Linked DNA regions of Homo sapiens: region 2 is linked to region 1. A link is an interaction called in ENCODE POLR2A ChIA-PET data of the cell type or tissue named here. Cell type or tissue: OCI-LY7. All regions are shown on one strand. Each heading gives the region's core, and the rest is flanking DNA. Links, peaks and the distances in the headings are about the cores only. Region 1 overlaps RNLS (renalase, FAD dependent amine oxidase). Region 2 overlaps LOC101929727 (a long non-coding RNA gene).

Region 1 (11,209 bases), core at 2,055-10,054:
GCAGCAGCCATACCTTGGTCCCACCATCACAGTGGGCTGCTAACCTTGAGGAGCCAGAGAACAAAGTTGGGGCCCACTACAAGTCTTGCAGAGTTACAGCATGCAGACCAGGAGTTGGGAGCTAAGTGTTGGCCCCCTACAGTCTTTCAGAAATGAAGCCAGTTGGTTTAATCAACCTTATGCCACAATCAAACTCTCAAGGTCATCAAATAGGATAAAAGGGGCAAAAAATCCAAAGGTCAGCAACCTCAAAGATTGAAGATAGATAAGCTCACAAAGATGAGAAGGAATCAGTGCAAGAACCCTGAAAACTCAAAAAGCCAGAGTGCCTTCTTTCCTCCAAATGACCACATTACCTCTCTAGCAAGAGTTCTGAACTGGCTGAGATGGCCAAAATGACGGAAATAGAATTCAGAATATGGATAGGAATGAAGAACACTGAGCTTCATGTTGAAACCCAATCCAAGGAAGCCAAAAATAATGATAAAACAAGGCAAGAGCTGACAGACAAAATAATTGGTATAGAAAATAACATAACTGACCTGAAAGAGCTGAAAAACACATTACAAGAATTTCATAATGCAATCACTAGTATTAGCAGCAGAATAGACCAAGTGGAGGAAAGAATCTCGGCGCTTAAAGACTGGCTTTCTGAAATAAGATGGTCAGGCAAGAATAGAGAAAAAAGAATGAAAAGGAGTGAACTAAACCTCCAAGAAATATGGGATTATGTAAAGAGACCAAATCTATAAATCATTGGTGTCCCTGAAAGAGATGAAAAGAATAGAACCAACTTGGAAAACATATTTCAGGACATTGTCCATGAGAGCCTCCCCATCCTAGCTAGAGAAACCAACATTCAAAATCAGGAAATACAGAGAACCCTAGTAAGATACTTCACAAGAAGATCATCCCCAAGATACATAATTGTGAGATTCTCCAAGGTCAAAATGAAAAAAATAATGTTAAAGGCAGCAAGAGAGGAAGGTCAGGTCATCTACAAAGGGAAATCTATCAGACTAACAGCGGACCTCTCAGCAGAAACTCTACAAGCCAGAAAAGATTGGTGGCCAGTATTCAATATTCTTAAAGGAAGGAAATTCCAACCCAGAATTTCATATCTGGCAAAACCAAGCTTCATAAGCTTAAAGAAGAAGAAGAAGAAATAAGAATCTTTACAGACAAGCAAATACTGAGGGAACTCGTTACCACCAGACCTGTCTTACAAGAGCTCCTGTAGGAAGCACTAAATATGGAAAGGAAAGACGGTTACCAGCCATTACAAAAACACACTGAAGACCAGTGACACCATAAAGCAACCACATAAACAAGTCTGCAAAATAACAAGCTAACATCATGATAACAGGATCAAGTATACACATATCAGTACAAAACTTGAATATAAATGGGCTAAATATCCCAACTAAAAGACAAAGAGTGGCAAGCTGGATAAAAAACCAAAACCCATTATGCTGTCTTCAAGAGACCCATCTCACATGCAATGATGCATATAGGCTCAAAATAAAGGGATCTACCAAGGAAATGGAAAAGAGAAGAAAGCAGGGGTTGCAATCCTAGTTTCAGACAAAACAGATTTTAAACCAACAAAGATAAAAAAAGAAGGGCATTACATAATGGTAAGGGGTTCAATTCAACAAGAAGATCTAACTATCCTAAATATATATGCACCCAATACAGGAGCACCTAGATGCATAAATCAAGTTCTTAGATACTTTCAAATAGACTTAGACTCTGACACAATAATAGTGGGGATCTTTAACACCCCACTGATAACATTAGGCAGATGATACAGACAGAAAATTAACAAAGATATTCAGAACTTAAACTCAGCACTGGATCAAATGGAGCTGATAGATATCTACAGAACTGTCCACCAAAAACAACAGACTATACATTCTTCTCATTGTCATCTGGCACACATTCTAAAATTGATCACATTATAGGAAGTAAAAAACTCCTCAGCAAATGCAAAAGAACTGAAATCATAACAAACAATCTCTCAGACCACAGCACAATCAAATTAGAAATCAAGACTAAGACATTCACTCAAAACCATATAGTTACATGAAAACTGAATAACCTGCTCCTGAATAACATCTGGGTAAATAATGAAATAAAGACAGAAATCAGGAATTTATTTGAAATTAATGAGAACAACGATACAACATATCCAAATCTCTGGAACACAGCAAAGGCAGTGTTAAGAGGGAAATTTATAGTACTAAATGTCCACCTGAAAAAGTTGGAAAGATCTCAAGCTAACAATTAACACCAAAACTAAAATAATTACAGAACCAAGAGCAAATACATACCAAAGCTAGCAGAGACAAGAAATACCCAAAATCAGTGCTGAACTGAAAGAGATTGAGACACAAAAAAACCATTCAAAATATCGATGAATTCAGGAGCTGTTTTCTGGAAAAAAATTAATAAAATACACAGACTGCTAGCTAGACTAATAAAGAAGAAAAGAGAGAAGATCCAAATAAACACAATACGAAAAAACAAGCAGGATATTACCACTGACCCTACAGAAATACAAACAACCATCAGAGAATATTATGAACACCTCTATGATTATTAACTAGAAAATATACAATAAATGAATATATTCCTGGATACATACACCCTCCCAAGACTAAACCAGGAAGAAACGGATTTCCTGAACAGACCAATAATAAGCTCTGAAGTTGAGTCAGTAACAAGTAGCCTACGAACCAAAAAAATCTCAGGACCAAACAGATTCACCATTGAATTCTATCAGATGTACAAAGAGCTGGTACCATTCCTGCTGAAACTATTCCAAAAATTTGAGGAGAAGGGACCCCTCCCTAACTCATTCTATGAGGTCAACATCATCCTGATACCAAAACGTAGCACAGACATGACAAAAAAAGAAAACTTCAGGCCAATATCCTTGAACATTGATGCAAAAATCTTCAATAAAATACTGGTAAACAAATCCAGCAGCACATCAAAATCTTATCCACCATGATCAAGTAGGCTTTATCCCTGGGATACAAGGTTAGTTCAACATATGCAAATCAATAAATATGATTCATCATGTGAACAGAACTAAATACAAAAACCACATGATTACCTCAATAGATGCAGAAAAGGTTTTTGATAAAATTCAATACCCTTTCATGTGAAAAACTCTCGATAAACTAGGTATTGAAGGAACATACCTCAAAATAATAAGAGCCATCCATGACAATCCACAGCCAACATCATACTGGATGGGCAAAAGCTAGGAGTATTCCCTTTGAAAACCAGCAAAAGACAAGAATGCTCTCTCTCACCACTCCTATTCAACATAATATTGGAAGTCCTGGCCCACCTGGGCAATCAGGCAAGAGAAAGAAATAAGGGACATCCAAATAGGAAGAGGAAGTTGAACTACCCTGTTTGTAGATGGCATGATCCTATATCTAGAAAACCTCACTGTCAGCCCAAATGCTTCTTAAGCTAATAAACAACTTCAGCAAAGTCTCAGGATACAAAATCAACGTGCAAAAATCACTAAATCACTAACATTCCTATGTACCAACAATAGTCAAGCCAAGGGCCAAATCAGGAATGCAATCCCATTCACAATTGCCACAAAAAGAATGAAACACCTAGGAACACAGCTAACCAGGGAGGTGGAAGATCTCTTCAAGGAGAACTACAAAACACTGCTCCAAGAAGACAGAGATGACACAAACAAATGGAAAAGCATTTCATGCTCATGGATAGGAAGAATCAATATTGTTAAAATGGCGATGCTGCCCACAGCAATTTATAGATTCAATGCTATTGCTATTAAACCACCATTAACATTCTTCAAAAAACTAGAAAAAACTATTTTAAAATTTATATGGAACCAAAAAAGAGCCTGAATAGCCACGGCAATCCTAAGCAAAAGGAACAAAGCTGGAGGCACTGAAACAGCATGATATTGGTACAAAAACAGACACATAGCCCAATGGAACAGAATAGAGAACTCAGAAATAAGGCCACACACCTACAACTATCTGATCTTTGACAAAAACAAGCAATGGGGAAAGGATTCCCTATTCAATAAATGATGCTGGGATAACTGGCTAGCCATATGCAGAAGATTGAAACTGGACCCCTTCCTTACACCATATGCAAAAATTAACTCAAAATGAATTAAGGACTTAAGTGAAAAACCCAACGCTATAAACACCCTGGAAGACAACCTAGGCAATCCATTCTGGACATAGGAAGAGGCAAAGATTTCATGGCAAAGATGCCAAAAGCAATTGCGCCAAAAGCAATTGCAACAAAAGCAAAAATTGACAAATGAGATCTATTTGAAGAGCTGTGTAGCAAAGGAAACTAACAACAGAGTGAACAGACAGCCTATAGAATAAGAGAAAATTTTTGCAAACTATGCATCTGACAAAGGTCTAATATCCAGCAACTATAAGGAACTTAACAAATTTACAAAAAATAAAAAAAAAACCCCATTAACAAGTGGGCAAAGGACAAGCACAGACACTTCAAAAGCAGACATACATATGGCCAAAATTCAGATGAAAAAAAAGCTGAACATCGCTGATCATTAGAGAAATGCAAATCAAAACCACAGTGAAATCTCACACCAGTCAGAATGGCTACTATTAAAAAATAACAGATGCTGGTGAGGTTGAGGAGAAAAAGGAGTGCTTACACATTGTTGGTGGGATTGTAAATTAGTTCAACCATTGTGGAAGACAGTGTGGCGATTCCTTAAAGACCTAAAATCACAAATGTCATTCAACCCAGTAATCTTATTACTAGATGCATACCCAAAGGAATATAAGTTGTTCTATTATAAGATACATGTACACATATGTTCATTGCAGTGCTATTCACAATAGCAAATACATAGAATGAACCTAAATTCCCATCAATGATAGACTGGATAAAGAAAATGTGATACATCTACACCATGGAACACTATGCAGTTATAAAAAAGAATGGGATCATGTCCTTTGCAGGAAAACATGGACGAAGCTGGGGGCCATTCTCCTTAGCAAACTAATGCGGGAACAGAAAACCACATATCACATGTTCTCACTTAAAAGTGGGAGCTAAATGATGAGAACACATGGACACATAGAGGGGAACAATACACCCAAGGGCCTATCAGAGGGTGGAGGGTATAGGGTGGGAGAAGGGAGAGGATCAGGAGAAATAATGGGTACTAGGCTTAATACCCGGGTGATAAAATAATCTGTACAACAAACCCCTATGATACAAATTTACCCATACAACAAACCTGCACGCGTACCCCTGAACTTAAAAGTTAAAAAATAAGGAAAAGAAAAAGAAAATGCATGGGAAAAAGCAAGAAAAAATTAAAATATCAATCACCACCTGACTTTTCAATGCTGAAATTAGACACTATTACTCACCAGAAATTAATCTCATGAGGGGATAATGTAAACGTACGGGTGGTCTCAAGCTCTTCTGTGTGCACATCCACTTCCCCCACCAAACAAAATCTGTAAGAAAAATTCTGCCCTTCAGCCATTGCACATTTCCCCTTTTCTCTCTTACTCCTTTTAACTCCTAGCAGTACTATGGGTAACTGAGGTAATCAGCTGGAAAAGGCCTGAAGGAGCCAAATGGAAACTTTGTATTGAAAAGGGCAAAGACTTCCTTGTTTAAGAGGTGGGAGGGGAATAAAAGGATAGAGTCAAAAGTAAAGAATGTGAATGGAAGGTTGAAGAAAGGAAAGAAAAAATGACAAGCCGACATGGCTAATTGTCAGAGAAAGTTTCTGTGGGTTATTAAGAGAGCAAAGAGAGGATTCGAGGGAGTTTTCGTTAAGAGGGCCATGCAAGGAATGAGAAGAGAGCTTTCCAAAAGAGTTGTTGTGAATGATACATTTTGGAAATTCTTTAAAGTTCTATAAGAGATACCAGTAAAGATTGGAGTTATTTTAAATACTGTTTGCGGCCAGGTGTGGTGCTCATACTTATAATCCTAGCATTTTGGGAGGCCAAGGCAGGCAGATCGCTTGAGTCCTGGAGTTCAAGACCAGCCTCAGCAACATGATGAAACCTCACCTCTACAAAAAAATACAAAAAATTAGCCGCAGATGGGGTGGAGTGTGCCTGTAGCCCCAGCTACTTGGGGGCTGAGGAGGATTGCTTGAGCCGGGGAAGTCGAGGCTGCAGTGAACTGAGGTCATAACCACTGCACTCCAGCCTGGGTGATAAAGCGAGACCCTGTCTCAAAAAATGTATGCGTAAATAAATACTTTTTGATTGCTGGATTATATCTTTTTGACTGCAACAATATGCCAAGACTGGGCCACGAGAGACTCTTGATTTATTCAGGTAATAGCGGTATAACATTTACAGCAGGTGTTCCTAACACTGGATTCATGGAAGGAATTTAGGTTGCCAATAAATCCTGATAATTGTGTGTACTTTTTGTGTTTATGTGTACATGTATTTTTTTTAATAAAGAGAATGTTTATGTTTATAGCTTTCATTAGATCCTTTAAAAATTCATGATCCTTCTCTTTAAACAACTGAAAGAGGCTTATGACTGTAATCCTAGCATTTTGGGAGGCCAAAGCAGGAGGATCACTTCAGGCCAGGAGTTTGAGACCAGCCTGGGCAACATAGCAAGACCCCGTGACTACAAACATTTTAAAAAATTAACCGGGAACAGTAGTGTGCACCTGTAATCCCAGCTACTCAGGAGGCTGAGGTGAGAGGATCACTTGAGCTCAGAAGTTTGAGGCAGGCTGCTGTAGTCAGCTCTGATCATGCACTGCACTCCAGCCTGGGTGACAGATTTAGAGCCTACCTCTGCCAAAAAAAAAAAAAAAAAAAAAAAAAAGAAAGAAAAGGAAGAGAAAAGGTACAAGCTCAGGGCAAAATATTGAGTTATTAAGTGAAGATATATAACTACAGAAGATAACTGATTTCTAATTGTACTGTACAAGCTTACTATGCTAGTCCACATCCATTTATTTTTCCAAAGATATTGAATATCAATGTATTCATTCATTTCCTGCCCCTAAGTTCCTCTCCTGATTTCCTTGGTATCTGAATGTACATTTGGAGATTAAAAAATAAAGTAATCATGAGAGTGCTACATAAGGTAAGGAAAAGGGCCACTCACATTTTCTGGAATTGAAGAAAGAGGGGGAAAATTAGAGCTAAACCTGAATGCAAATCAGAAATTTACTATAGTTTGAGAAGGGCATCATGATAGACACTGAAACAAAGGAAAGCACAGCATAAAATAATGGTCAGAGTATTACGGTTATCAAACTGATTAAATGTCCCCTGTCAAGGTACATGGAAAGACATTTTCAGTAATTCTGCTTCTAGTGAAAGAAAGAGTTAATATATCATACTTGTTACAGAAACCTTAATTCAATGCATAACAGACTAAGCATCAAGTTATATTAACTGGCTAAACATTTAAATTATGGAAGGCAAATAGCTGCAAAAGGGAGGAACTGAGAACCACAAAAAGTCTGCCATTGCTTTTCTGTTTGTTTGAACCACCTACTCAAGTGCTTTATTCAAATTAAAAATGGGATGCACAGAAACAGCTCCCAAGTCTTTCAAAAAACGCCTTCTTTCTTCACCTGCCTCTTTCCTCATTTAAGAGTAGCACCCACAAGAATGCACCATTAGCTTGCCCTAGACAAACTTCAATTTAGAGTCTTAGGAGAAGGCCGTCAGCAAATATTAGTCTCTAGGGTTTCCTGAGCAGAGTACTAGCCATATTGTAGGCATTCATTAAACGCTTATTGAATAAATGAGTTACCAAATGAAAAAATGAAAAAACATTTTTTACCCCACTGTTGCAATTGTGGATATGGATATGCGACATTAGGAACAGCACTAGGCTTGGGAGAGCAACACCAGGGAAATCAGAAACTGTCCCCACACAAAATACTCCTCTTATCTCTTGCAGATAGCAGGTGTTCCCTTAGGGAGGCTTGAGCCTTACATGGCTGATGCTCTCTCCAGAGGTTTTATGAGGAAGAAGGAAACAATGCCTCATCAAGGGGATCCATCAAGGGATTTGGGAGAAAGGAGGGTGTGGCAGGCAGAAGTAATGCCCCTACCACAGACATCCATGTCTTAATCCCTGGAACCTACAAATATGTTACGTCAATGGAAAGGAAGATTTTAGGTTGCAGATGGATTAAAATTATGAGTGAGCTGAAGCTGAGATGGGATAAGTATCTTGGACCACACAGGTGGGCCCAATGTCATCACAAGGGTGAGGCAGAAGAAAAGGTCAGAGTGGAAGAAGGATTTGACCTGCTGTTGCTGGCTTTGAAGATGGGAGGGGTCTCAAGCTGAGGAATGTGGGCAGCTTCTAGAAGATGACAAAGGCAAGAAAATGGATTCTCTCCTAGGGCCTCTAGAAAGAAATGCAGCCTGACCACACCTGGATTTTATTCCAGTGAGACCCATTTTCGACTCTGACCTCCAGGACTGTAAGATAATAAATTTGTGTTGTTTCCCACTACCAAGTTTTTGAGAATTTGTTACAACAACAATAGGAAATATAAGGTGGGTGAAGAGGATGGAAGGACTTGAGAGGCAGGTAGACTGGTTTTGTCATTATTAGCTGTGGGGATTGAAGGAAGTTATTTCATCTCTGTGAGGCTTCGTGTGCTCATCACTATAGAGAGTTAAAACTAACAAACTCATAAGACTGCTTTTAAAACATATATATTTAAAATAATCTATTTAGGGCTTATCTTTACCACTAGATACATTTTTAATTTGAATTTTTTCTATTTTTAAATTGACTTCACTTTTTTTTTTCAGAACAGTTTTAGGTTCATAGCAAAACTGAGAGGAAGTTATAGAGATTTCCAATATGCCCCCTACCCTCCCACATTTCTACCATAAATGACAATGTTATGTTCTGTAAAATGGTCCTCAAGTTACTGTGAGAAGTATATGAATAGTGGAATATGCAAACTTCTAAGTCTGGATGATAACTTACTCCCTTTCAGGTTTTGCAGCCAATGTAGACTTCATGACTTCAGAGTCGTAAATATAGTGAGATAATTTCAACATCCAAATTGTAACAAAATCATTGCTAGGGTTTGGAGGTACATTGTGTTCAAAGATTTTTATTAAATTTTGTGATATTGCACAACTTTGATTAGACCATTTTGTGGTTAGGACAAATCTATTTTTATTAACACATCAAATTTTAAGAAATAAGTAGATTTTAAATCCACTTTTTCAGTTTATTAATAAATTACGAGAAAGGCACAAGAGGAAACCTCATAAACGAATGTTTCTTTTAAAGAAGTATTTATAAATCACAAAGTGACTTGATGTGTAATATATCTAGCTTCAAAGTATATCAACAAGATTATTTCCCTGTTTTCTTTTTCAAGCCAACTTAAAATTGAGTTCAATATCACTTAAAGATAATAGCTATTTAGATTTTTCAATGCTTTTAAAAGGAAAAAGTAAAGTCTTCTAAAGTGACCATGACATGCTTAAGTAAATATTTTTCCCCAAAGATTCACTGTGTAATTTGACTTGAGAAGATATGAGTAAAACATAGACCTGCTACAATATTTTAGGAAATAATTTACTATTTCCTCTGATTTTGGAAAGCCCTTTAAAATATACAAAATCAACTGCAATTTCCCACAACACCACTTTTTCTACAGGCTTCACAGCTTGGATAACCAATAGGGCTGATAAATCAGTTCGTCAACAAGCTCAGAAATCCCAGGAAAAAAATGGACAACTCACTGCTTTTTCTCCTGTATCTGCCCTTTGCTTCGTTGTCCCCTAAATGACTTCACTACTGAGTTTACGGATCAAAAGACTTTTTCTATGAATACTCACTTCCATTGAAATATGCAGAAATTTTCAGAAAAAGTCAACATTTACTTAGTATAAGGAGCTTTAAGTTTGAACTAGTAGAGTGATCAGCAGGTTTAATTTAACCCTGAAAAACAGCTCAACTAGCTGTCCTATGCAGGTACTTATCTCTCTCCCCCAGAGAGCTCAGCTGGCAGCAGTCAAAACCAAAGTGGAAACTTAATAAAAATGAAAATTGTGGTAGCAAAATACACTTACAAGGTTAATTTGACATATTGCAAAATCTTGGGAAGTTATAGTGGTTTCTAAATATCCACAGTACTGATCTAGAAAAACCCCAAAGAAACAGCTGCATTTGGAGATATAACCTGCCTTATCTGAAGAGAAGACCTCGGAATATCAAGGTTTGTAAGTCTTGAGATGCTTGAATTTGAAGACAACATTGGTGGAAATTCTATGCACTTCTTGTTGAGAAACAGCAGGACCATAAAACCCATAGAAGTTATATTTATGTGTTGGGCAAACACATATTTGCTCCAAGGATCACATAGTTAATTTATTTCACTAGAGAGTGCAAAGGATAAAGAAGTAACATCAGTTCTGTGAGCCTGTTAAGAAAATTGTTGTGCTTAGACCACTGGATTCTTTGATTACCTGTGAATGTCTCCATTTTTGGCATTTGGTAGCAATTGGCTGAGGCAAACCCGGCAAAATGTTTTCCAGCTGCTGGAAGACTAACTCTTGCACATCCTCAATGCTGTGTTCCAAGTATGTAACTCCAAATGGGACAGTGGTGTGAATCACGAGGGAAGGCCCAATTTCTGATGACTCTGTGGCATAAGAGGATCATAAAGATGCATCTTAAAGTGGGTAGCAGGCAAGCATCTCTCAGGATTTCAATTCAGACTTAAGAACTGATCACAATAATCAAGCAATAAATGGAGGAAAAACTTATTCTAATCTCTAAAGCATAAATTAGGCATTTCTGAAATTCAAAATCAAACTTCTCTGAAGAGGAAGACAGATTAAAGAGAAGTTTTAGTGAAAAATTGTCAGATATTGCTAAAGAACTGGAAGAAAGGGTAGAAGTGCATTTAATATGAACTGCCTTGGATATAATTATATTTAGGTTTGTCTTCTCTCATTCACAAAATTGCTAGCTCTTCAGGGCAGGGTCCATTTTTTTTATACAGAGTCTATATTCTTCATAAATTCTGAGAACAAAGTATATATTCAATAAATACCTGTCTCATTCAATTAATGCTTAATGGGTTGAAATATATTTTGTTGAAATTACACAAATGTCAGAACAAAAAGAAACCAAGCTCCTCTCTGAAAACAGGCTTGTCCTCATAATA
Region 2 (11,209 bases), core at 1,885-9,884, 93 kb before region 1:
ACAGTGTGATGGAGACAGGCCTGGCCTCTGTCCTCAAGAAGTTTACAGCATGTTGGTGAAATGGAACACTAGACATGATCATGCAGAGTGCAGCAAGTGCTATGAGCAAAAAGCACAGGGTGTGCTGTAATAGAACTTGGGAGGGACACTGAAGACAAGGGACAATTTGAGGATGAAGTGCTATTTAGGCTGAAATCTAGTTTGTGAATAGGAGTCAGCCAGGTGAAAGACAGGGGAAAAGACGGGATAACATGTGTGAAGCCCAGGGGTGAGACAGCATAACATGCTGGGGAATTGAAAGAAGTTCAAAATAGCTGAAAGGTAGAGTGGGGTAGAGATGGAGCTGAGAAGGTGGGGAGTAGAGGAAGAAAACAGGGGCCAGATCCTACTGGACTTGAAAGCCTGGTGAGTTAGGACTTTCTTCAAGGTCAATGAAGGACTGCTGTAGGATTTTAAGCAGGAGAGGAAACTGATAAGATTTGCCTTTTTAAAACATCACTCTTGCTACCTTGAGGACAGTGGATCAGAAGAGACTGGAAATCCAGTTGCAAGCTGCAATTCAGATAAGAGATGATGGTATGAACAAGGAGCATGTCAGGGAGGACAAGATATGTGGACAGATTCAAGATCTTTAAATGTCAGTCTATCCCCAAAGATGTCACATAATAATTGCATTCCCATCATACATTTCCCTGCCAGGCAAACCTTGTTCCTGGCCATGGATTCAAATTCTACCCACATTGATGTCATCTTTTATGATGCCTTCTCTGACCCTCAGTCCTCAGAATCTATATAAATGGTTGCAAGACATTTTTTGTTTCCCTTACTTCACCAAGAGAACTGACTTGTAATATCAGTTCTTGTTTCCATAGCATCTTTCTCTTCTCAAGTGGGTAGCAAGCAAGATGAAGAGAAACCATGTTGATACATCATTTTTTCCCCTCCTCTTGGTACTTCCTACTTCATCTTGTGCAAGGTGTGTATGTAATACATATTTGTCCTGTGTGTATGTAATACATATTTGTCCTGTTGACCAACTGTGATCTTGCTCTCCTTCTAAAAGTTCTTCAGATGGTTCTCTTCCAGGTCTTATTTTAAATGGTACAACCAATAATCAATCTAGTAATTCACTCATTCATTTATCCATTTGCTCATACTTTTAATCATTCACTTAGCATATATTAAGTGTCTGTTATGCCGTAGGCACTATTCTAGGGCTGATTCTCTGCTTTTTTACTGAGCTGCTTATTTCATTTTGGATACTATGTTTTCCAACATAGAGACAGACTTCCTCTCCTGTTTATCATGTAAAATGAGGATTGAATGTACTAGAAATGTTTTTCTGCCATAAGCACACCTTAGCACCTGGTACCCAGATGAGCTATCTTATGGCATGGGTAAGGACTAAGTTGTGGAATGACTGTCGGTTTCCCAGGTGGAGTGTTGGCTGTCTGTAGTTGGCACATGTCTTGCCCAAGGGACCCAAACTTTGGAATTTGGATGTGCACTAGGCTGAATTAATCCTGCTCTGTTTTTTAAACAGTTCCTGATATTTGTCCAATAGAAGCAGAACAAAATAGTACCAGTTACTTCAAATGTGTGATTCAGAAGAATGTGAGTCCTAATGCAGAGCTCTTAATGTAAAGAAAAAATTTTGGCTTTTGCCACTGTCATTTCACAGCTCTCAGCCCACCATCGCCCTGCATTCTACCCTGCCAGGAATGGGCACTGGACTAGTTGCGGTTTGGGAGAGAAGCTTCTGAGATCCAAGATTCTTCTGCGCTGGCTTTAAAGTGATTTTTATGCTAACATTGCATCAAAGCCCTTTTTTGGCAAATAAATTGCCATATAAGATTAAAAATAATTTGGGGGGCAGGATTTCTACCAGGAATTGAACAAACGATGTACTGTCTGAAGCTGGTTCCAAATTCCTAATGCATCTGCTTTGTACAGTCCCCATTTCATAAAACTACAATTCCTCATTTGTCTGAGTGCCTTCTGCTTGTGTGCTAGAAGAATCATACCCCTTTATTTCTGGCCCTACAGGCACCTTCCCGAGTTTGGGAAAACTTCTCAAATAAGAACCCACAGAAGCCCTAAATAATGCAGTTGTTGCAAGCATCCTTGTTCAACATTTAGCAAGTGGTCCCGTGCTTTTTCTGATCAGGGCAGATATAAAACATCTGTCTCCTCAGCCAGTTTCCCAAGGAGAGTTCTCAATCCCTGCTCCCTGTTCCTGCCAGAGCCGCCATCTTGAATTCAGACACTTTTTCTAGTTTTCTCTTGAAACTCCCCAGTTGAAGAGATACGGCCACAGAGCATATTTAGATGTTTCTTTTGTTTGGTCAGTTATTTTTATCTGAAGGTACATGATGATTCTGTGGTTCAATTTGTAGAAATTTCTAGGATCAACAGGCTGTTGTACTGATTCTTCATTTAACTGATCCTAGACTTTTTCCCCGATTTGCTTATGCCTAGTTTAAATTTAGGTATTTCTTGATTTCGTTTGTTTATTTTTGATACTGGATCTCTATATCATTAGGTCACTTTAATTTGCAAGTAACAAAATCCTAACCTAAACTGGCTTAAACAAAAAGGGAATTCATGGGCTTACACAAACTGGAAAGCAGCATTGGGCACAGCTGGATTCAGGACTCAACAGGATAATCAGGACTCGGTTTCTCTCCATTTCTCGGCTCTGTCTTCTGCTATCATTGGCTTAAGTCTCAAGTTTCATGGGCAGTAGTTGTAGTAGTAGTAGCAGTTGGCAGTAGTGGTAGTACATTCTCTTAACTTTCAGGTTCTGTTAAAAGAAGTAAGTTTCTCTCTCCAAGATGTTCAACAAAATCCTGAATCTGCCTATCATTGGCTAGAATTTTTTTCACATACCCGTCTCTGGACCACTCCTGAGTCAGGGCAGGGAAGTCAGGCAAAGAGCCCTAGATACAGCAAAACAGAGCTAAGCTGCCTTTTACTCCAAAGTCATTTGGGGAACTGCAACTCCCTTTTCTCTTTCCTTTACCAATATAAGACTCAGGTTTGGTGTGAAGGAAAATCTGACCCTGTAAATTCATTTAAAACTCAGTTAACAGACATCGCGCCACTGCACTCCAGCCTGGGTGACAGAGCGAGACTCCGTCTCAAAAAAAAAAAAAAAAAAAAAAAAACTCAGTTAACAGGGTCTGAATGAACCATAATCATATGCATATTTATGATATTTTTACATTCATTGGTATTACCTTGTTTTTCTGTGTGATTTTTGTGGCATTGTTTTATTCAGTTTTTACCTTCATTTTCATTTTCAGTTTTCTTTCCATTTTATGCCTTATTTTAAAAACAAAATATTGTACAGTGCATTTAAAACATGTTCCTTTTTAAAAATTAATATGTCATTTTGCTTGCTATTTGTAGAGGCTGAACAAATGAATGGAATGTATTAACTTTCATATTTTTATAAAGTTTGTATAATTCAACTGTTGAAAGAGTGGTTAGTATTATCTTAAATGTGACATTTTGCTTGACTTGAAAGTAAGCAAAAATTGGTGTACAAAATCTTATATTTGAGCAATATGGTTTAGTCAAGGTATTTGTATTTAACTCAATCAAACCAACCAAAACATCCTTCTTTCTTCTCTTTGCTATCCTAATCCTTACATGCCAGGCTGAGAACACCAAGGCCTATCTATGGTAATTATTCTTAATCCTATTTGCAGGCCTAAAATTTTGGTTACAGCACACATATGAATTTTAAATAGGAGTGAGTAAACTCCTAGTATCTCTATTATTATTATTATTACTATTACTAGTTATATTAATTATAGTACAATTAATATTACTATTAGTAGTTATACTAATAATGGCTACCTATTATTGAGTGCTTACTATATGCTAGTGACCAAAGCACTTAGATTTAAAATTTCATTGACCCCTATGAGATGGTTCCATTCCTGGGTGAGGAAACCAAGGCTAAGAAAATAGACTGAACAATTCGACAAGGCTGGGAGTTTATATAACTAGTAAATAACAAACCTTGGAATTTAAATCCAAATCTGTCTAATTTCAAAGTTCCTGGTTTGTGTTTAGGTCTTTCTAACTGACAGATTTAGTCTTCAGGTCTATGGAAGAAAAATAACTTTGCCTTGGGAAGTCCTTTTCCCTAGCTCTGATGGACCAACTCTGGAGAGGGGCTTCGCTTAAATTGTAAATAATGTGTCCATGATCACTGTTTTGAGAACAAGGCACCAGTTTTGTGCATCAGACAGATTGCATGTTGCTGCTCCTCACATTTAGACCATTCATTATCTGTTAGCCCTTACATAGGGAAACCATCTGTAATTTTTTTTTTTTTTTTTTTTTTTCCGAGATGGAGTTTTGCTCTTGTTACCTGGGCTGGAGTGCAATGGCGTGATCTTGGCTCACTGCAATCTCCACCTCCCTGGTTCAAGCGATTCTCCTGCCTCAGCCTCCCGAGTAGCTGGGATTACAGGTGCACGCCACCATGCCAGGCTAATTTTTGTATTTTTAGTAGAGATGATGTTTTGCCATGTTCACCAGGCTAGTCTCTAACTCCTTACTTCAGGTGATCTACCCATCTTGGCCTCTCAAAGTGTTGGGATTAGGTGTAAGCCACCGTGCCCGGCCTCATCTGTAATTTTTGCTACTTATTCATTACTTAGTCATGTTTGGGAAAGAAAAGATCAAGGATATTGATTAAAATGAGTTGGAAATGATTGTAGAGTTCATAAAAGCTATATATCTCTATATCGTATCTTTGCAGATAAAATAGAAATGAATCAATCCATTCCTGGGTTTTAGCATATCAATAAGAATAGGAACCCTGCATTAATAATAGGCTCCAAGTCTCAAGGCATCAGGCTACAGAAGCTCTTCCAGGAAAGTAGCGTTTGCTCAAACTGCATTAAGCAGTAGAGGGAAATTTTTTGGCTAATGTAATTGAAAAGTTCAGGGGTAGTTAGCTTCAGGCACAGCTGGATCTAGGGGCTCAAATAATGTCATAAGATATCTGTATTTTTCCTATCTTTCATCTCTGATTTTGTGTCTTGGCTTAGTACTCTAGAAGGTGCTCCTTTTAAGTAATATAATGACCTCCCAGAAGCATCTAGGTTATAATCTATCAGCTTTCAAACCTAGCAGAAACACAGAATCTCTTTTCCAATAGGTCTAGCAAAAATCCTGAGAATGACACTTATTGGATTGGCTTGGGTCACACACCCACATCCTAAATTAACGGCTGAAAGCAGGGAAGCAAACTGACCTGGTGTGAGTTGTATGCTTTTCTCTGGAGCACAGAAGTGGCTCAACCCCTCAAGAACCATAAATGCTGGAAATGTGGAGAAAAAATGATTTTCCAAAAGAAAGGCAGGAAGAGGAATCAAAGGAATAAACCAACCTGCTAAACAACAACAACAACAAAAAAACCCGGGTGTTTAGCATACTTTCTCCACAACTCAATGTCTTTATCTGGAAATAATCCAACTCCACGATGCTGCAGTCCCTGGGTACCCACTGATGTGGGGGACAGGCAGAGAAAGGTGTGGTGTGTGGGCTGTTGCCCAGGCGCTGGTTAGGGCAACCAAGATAGGCTCTTGGCATTCTAGCAGTTAGTTCAGTAGGCCTGGAGGCTACAGTAATTATGAGTGAGTGCAGCTCAATTAGGGGGTGAGGGGTGGGATGGGAGACAGCAGGATCAGGCCTGGGGAAAAACAGATTGGTTTTCAAACATCCATTTGGGGTGGTTATTAAACAAGCCTTTAGAACACTTCTAAGACCAGTATTGTGCTACACCCTGCTGGGCGGCACTCTCAAGATATGACACTAGGAGATAACACCTGCTGTTACTAGTGACTAGAAAACAAGGAAGAAGCAGCAAAGTTCGTCAAACGAAACAGGACAGTCAGGGACAGACCACTCAGTTAATTAGAGGTCTTCTGAAAGGGTATGGACTCATATATTTTGCAGAAATAACCTTTTCATCAGTTGGGTTAAAATATATAACAGCTTTGTGGTTTTTGTTTTACCATTTTTAATTAAAAAATGAAAGATCACAACCTTCCTCAAAACATCTTGTCTTCCCAATGGTAGAAAGTGATCCTCACTCTAGGAGTGTGATCTGATACAGAAAGCCAAGATAACTTTGGTTCAAAGCAGGCTAACCCGGGTACACATTACTAGGTAATAGAATAAATTACAGGTTATTCAGAAAAATAAAACAGAGGGTCTCAGCTAGAAAGAGAAACTTGTAGAGATGCTCAAGGTCTGGAACTAGAGCACTATAGAGCAAATGAAAATTCTTATGGCTTTTCTAAACTCAGAAATTTAATTCAGTTTGATACTCAAGAAAATCTCTTATTGCCTTCAAATGAAAAAAAAAAAAAAAAGAGGGCTGGGCGCAGTGGCTCACGCCTGTAATCCCAGAACTTTGGGAGGCCAAAGCGGGTGGATCACCTGAGGTCAGGAGTTTGAGACTAGCCTGGCCAACATGGTGAAAACCCATCTCTACTAAAAATACAAAAATTAGCTGGTCATGGTGGCAGGCACCTGTAATCCCAGCTACTCAGCAGGCTGAGGTGAGAGAATCGCTTGAACCCAGGAGGCAGAGGTTGCAGTGAGCCGAGATCACGCCATTGCACTCCAGCCTGGGCAACAAGAGCAAAACCTCGTCTCAAAAAGAAAAACAAGGAAAAAAAAAATAAAAGACTCCCGATTTTCTGGTTTCTTGCTCTGTGATTAGCCCCAGAAAGCTGGGCTCCTGGGGCTAACTGATGCCACCTGGAATGGGTGCCCGCGCACTATGGTGGCCTGCCCTCAGTATGGACTAAAGGCAGTGCCTCCTCCATGCTAAAGCAGATGCTGGCCCAAGCAACAGCCCTGTGCCTGTCAAAATATAAGCTAAGTATGGCATATGAGACTAGAGAGGGATCACAGAACCTTAGACATTTCCAAGAAAAATGAATAATATAAGGCTAGGTCTCGGATGGTCTGCATCTTATTAATCCCCCTTTTCCACAATGGTGGGCGGGCTGCCGGGGATGTGGGCTGCAGATGGGAAGCACACTTTCCTGGGGTTTTGTTCCATTCTCCAGGCCCCTCCTAGGCACCAGAAGTATTCATTTCCTGGCATGAGCAGGGCTTGGAACACTGGTGTCCAATTTGTCCTTGGGACAGCTTGGACGGCTGGCTGGGCCCTGGAATATTTGAAAGGGCCAATGGACACCCACTGTTAGGATAAGCTATGCCTGACCCAGCCTCCCAGGCCTATCTCTTCACCTCTGGATAACCAGTGTAGGCCCCAGCTGAGCTCTCCTACCTCAATTCCCCTGCCTCTAACTCACCCCAAACAAGGTGGCTGGATTCTTCATCTTAAATCACCATTTAAAGTGGTGAGCTCTGTCTCAAAAGTCAGGAAGCCTTCCTCTTTGTTTCCAAGAGAGCATTTGAATACTTTCATCTCAGACAGGCCCCACCCTCAAGAGCCTTCAATACTCTCCTCATGCTTCCCTCCAAATCTTTGCCAAACTTTTCCCACAGCCTGGAATACTTCTTTGCCTCAACCACCTGCCCCCACCTGTCATTTACCTGCCCTATCCAGACATCCCCAGCTCTCAAGGAATTTTTCAACAGATTGTTTATATCATCCAGTATTTGCACTACTTCTTGGGTAACTAATTGTGTCCTATTTTGTATTTTTCTTTTTAACATATTTGTATACACTTATGCTGATGAGACCATGAATTTCTTCCTCTTTTGTATCTCCAAGAGGGATGACCACATAGTAAGTATTTAATAATTATTTGTTGAGTAAATGGTTACATAACTAAATGATATTGCATGGCACTCAAAACATCTTTGTTATTTGAGTAAATCACAGGTTAGAAAAATCACAGCCTAGCCTCATCATTGCTATTTCCAAGTCTAAATATGATCTATTTAGTAGGTCAACATGCCCTTCCTACCATTTATTCTCATCTGTGCAAAAAGAGGTACTAGAAATATCTTTCATCAATAGAATTTTCCTAATGTTCCTACTCTGCTTAGAAACCTACAGTGATTTCCTATTAGCACTCATGTGAATTACAAACAGCTCCCCTGACTTCTCTGGTCCTGTGACTTCTTGCTTTCATCAACTCCCAGCAAACTTAACTGTTGGTTTCTACCTAATTGTACTTCCCGGTTTCTACCTCATTTTCAGGAAGGGCACATCAGCCAGTCTTTGCTGCTTCCCTCCCTTAGTCATATGGTTGCTTTACCTGACTCCTGGGCACAGACCTAGGGCCTTCTGAAGTTTTATCTTTAAAAGCCATATAAAAGCTCCTCTTAAGGGGGAGTACCAAAAGGGAGGAATAGAACTCTAATTTACCATTCAGTGTCTGTGACTTGTTGAGATTTAAAAAAATAAACAAAAGCAGGCATATTTAAAGCATTAAAGACACATCAATTACTTCCAGCTTGTGCTATTTCCTTTTGAACTCTCCTCTTATGAATGTTACTGTCCCCCTGCTCCTGAGCTCCTTTGCCCCCTTCTGGGATCTGAGCCCACCCTTCAGGGGAATCTCCTCTGGGGAATGGGAAACCAGGAAAAGTGTGACGGTCCCTGAGCTGAGCTGGTACCCTGATGGCTCAGCACACCTTCCCTGCTACTCCCTTCCCACTGAACAAGCTGGTGTCCATCTGCAGTGAAGGGCCAAGGGTGGACAGGGCATTCTGACTTTCTTGGTGACTGAGAAGCATAAACCCTCTAATTAGCAGTTCCCGATTCACAGTTGAGGAGGCTGAAAATCCAGAAAGAGGACAATGCTGGTGCCAGTAGTTCATATGAATGAGTTGTGGCAGAAACACATCCCCAGCCCTCAATTCCACCCACGGCTATATACTTTGTTTTGAAATCTGCTTTCCTTTGCTTGGAGTCAGCTCGAAGAAGGAGCAAAGCATTTTAGGATTTTGGGGTGGGCAGGGTCAAGACTTCAGGTGCCATTAAGCCAAGGGACTGCTGGGGTCAGGGCTGCATTCTATGAACTTCCCTGGCACTTCGGTCTCATGCCCAAGACAGTGCTCAAATTATAGTGGATGCTTTCAGCTGCATGAAATACAGATATCAAAATAACTTTATTATTAAATGACATCTGAGAAGCCAGTCTTCCTTTGATAGATGAGAAAACTGGAGCCTAACAAGTTTACGTAAAATCTTTCTTGGATTTTCTTATTCGTGTATTTATTCATTCTGTAAATATTTATTTAATGCTGGCAGTGTGCAAGGCAGAGGGTCCAAGGACTCCAGTGCATTTGTAATAGAGCTGGGACCAGAACTCAGGGCTTCTCGCTCCTGCCCTAGTATTGTTTTTACTACAAAATATACTAAGACAGCATGTTTATTCATGACTGGACCTGACCATGTGTTGAGCACCTACTAAATGCCAGTTATCATGTATGGGTGTTTGACATAATTATCTCATTCAATTTTGACAGCATCCTTCTGAAAGATAGGTGGTGTTGTCTTTTGTTTGTGATGAGGAAACTGAGACCCAGAGAGGTTGCAAGGAAACCTGTGTTGGGATTCTGCAGCTAGCAAGTGACAGAGTTCGGATTGAGTTTGAGGTCGTCTAAGTGCCTAATCCAGGCTCTTTCCACTCTGGTGCATTTGCTTCTCAAGTGCTCCCAAGACTCCACCTGCTCCCATCAAAGGGCTGCACTCCTTCAGACCGGGAAGCTTTGTATATGCATCCCCCTACTTGGCATGCCCTCCTTTCTTCCTCTCTACCTTTGCAGTCCCACTTGTCCCTCGGGGCTCACATCTTGAAGAGCTCATACTTCAAGAATGTTTAGAGATGAAGAAATCTGGCCACCAAGGTTTAGCCTAGCCAAGCTTGCTGTTTAGAGAGCCATCATTCCTTCAAATGCCTTTCATTTTGTCAAGTTTTACTGACAAGCTTAGGTCAAACTGGTCAGCAGTACCACTTATATAAATGTTTGTCACTGGTCCTTTTGAAAATGAATGTAGACCTTGAACTGTCGTCTTTTCTTTTTTCTAGAATAAACTGCTTCTTGCCTGGGGGATGGTTATTTCCCATTATGCAGCCAAGTCAGAGAATGCTCTGAATAATCAAATATTCCAATGAATGGAGTTACATTACATGGATCAGCAGCTTTCAAGGAATCAGAATAAAATACACTTAACACAAATACTGTACTAAGCATAATGTAATTTTCTTGCTGGTTTTGCTGCTGATCCTGTGAGCATCAATTATCACTTAACAGGGAATCAAGTAACTCTGCCACTAACCTGCAAAGCGATTTTGGGCACACAATCTTCCATTTTGGAGTACTGTTTCCTCTTCTGTAAAACAAGCAAGTTGGATCAGATTGTGTCTGGTGTATGTGTTGCACATGTGTCATCATTCTCCACTCCTGAGCCCATGTCAGACATCACTAATCAATTGTGGCACTTTTTTTTTTCCTTTGATTTCTGACGGCCTCAGCATGCCTCTAAGCCCAGTGTTCCAGCAGCAAATCCGCTCTCAGTAGACTGGAGTAGACACATGAAATGAAATCTATTTGTTATAATTGAACTAGATGATCTCCAGGGTCTCAGCTTTTATGAGCTGCCTGAGGTGAATGCATGCTGGATGGAAAGTTGGGTGGTAGATAGTTTGTACTATCATTAAGCATTAAGTATTTTACCACTCAGCTGAGGGGTTGGGTTTTTTAATTATTATTTTTGTTTGCCTCCATTTCACTGACACATAGGCTTATGTGGCTACTGAAAACTGTGGCAGGAATTATATCTAAAATTCTGGTGGGTAGATTCAAGTGGATTGTGACAAGGGAAGTCTGGTCAGCTTGGCTCGTCCTAGGATTCAACCCACCTTGGAAGCTGTCCTAATAGAAACAGGCAGAAATAATCCAACCCACATCTGAGTTCCCTCATCCCACAGCACTAGGCTGGGACATGTCATTCTGTGTTATGGCTAGTAGGATGTGATATACAAACCTCCTGGTAGATTATAAACTCCTTGGAGTCTGGGAGGAGGCTCTAGTTATCATTTGAATTCACAGCCTGGTCCCACAACTAATAGGCTGTTTACCCCCTGACAAGTTACTTTCTCTGCCTCAATTTTCAATTTATAAAACTGGGGAAAAATAATAATAATATACCTTAGGGGTTTGTCATGAACCTCAGATGACAACATTGATG

The links. ChIA-PET counts read pairs that join two places held together with the same protein. Peaks named below come from ENCODE experiments on the same cell type or tissue, not always from the same donor. Only the 100,000 strongest peaks of a DNase experiment are listed, where the experiment ranks them.
Region 2: POLR2A ChIA-PET joins it to region 1 with 17 read pairs; 2 of 35 experiments call an interaction of 5 or more read pairs at or near these places.

What each region holds. Positions count from the first base shown.
Region 1 is chr10:88,303,961-88,315,169 of GRCh38, forward strand. RNLS (renalase, FAD dependent amine oxidase) reads right to left here. Exons shown (of 7, transcript NM_001031709.3): 6 at 10,506-10,681. All of the region lies in intron 1 of LOC101929727 (a long non-coding RNA gene), which reads left to right. Among named protein-coding and RNA genes, the nearest start is that of RNLS, 270 kb to the right of the region's middle. In OCI-LY7, for the core only: a CTCF peak has its summit at 5,965; no DNase peak of the experiment used is centred there.
Region 2 is chr10:88,211,357-88,222,565 of GRCh38, forward strand. The region is part of intron 1 of LOC101929727 (a long non-coding RNA gene); the gene reads left to right. It also overlaps a transcript of RNLS not described here. Among named protein-coding and RNA genes, the nearest start is that of PTEN, 350 kb to the left of the region's middle. In OCI-LY7, for the core only: no CTCF peak of the experiment used is centred there; a DNase peak (open chromatin) is centred at 5,825.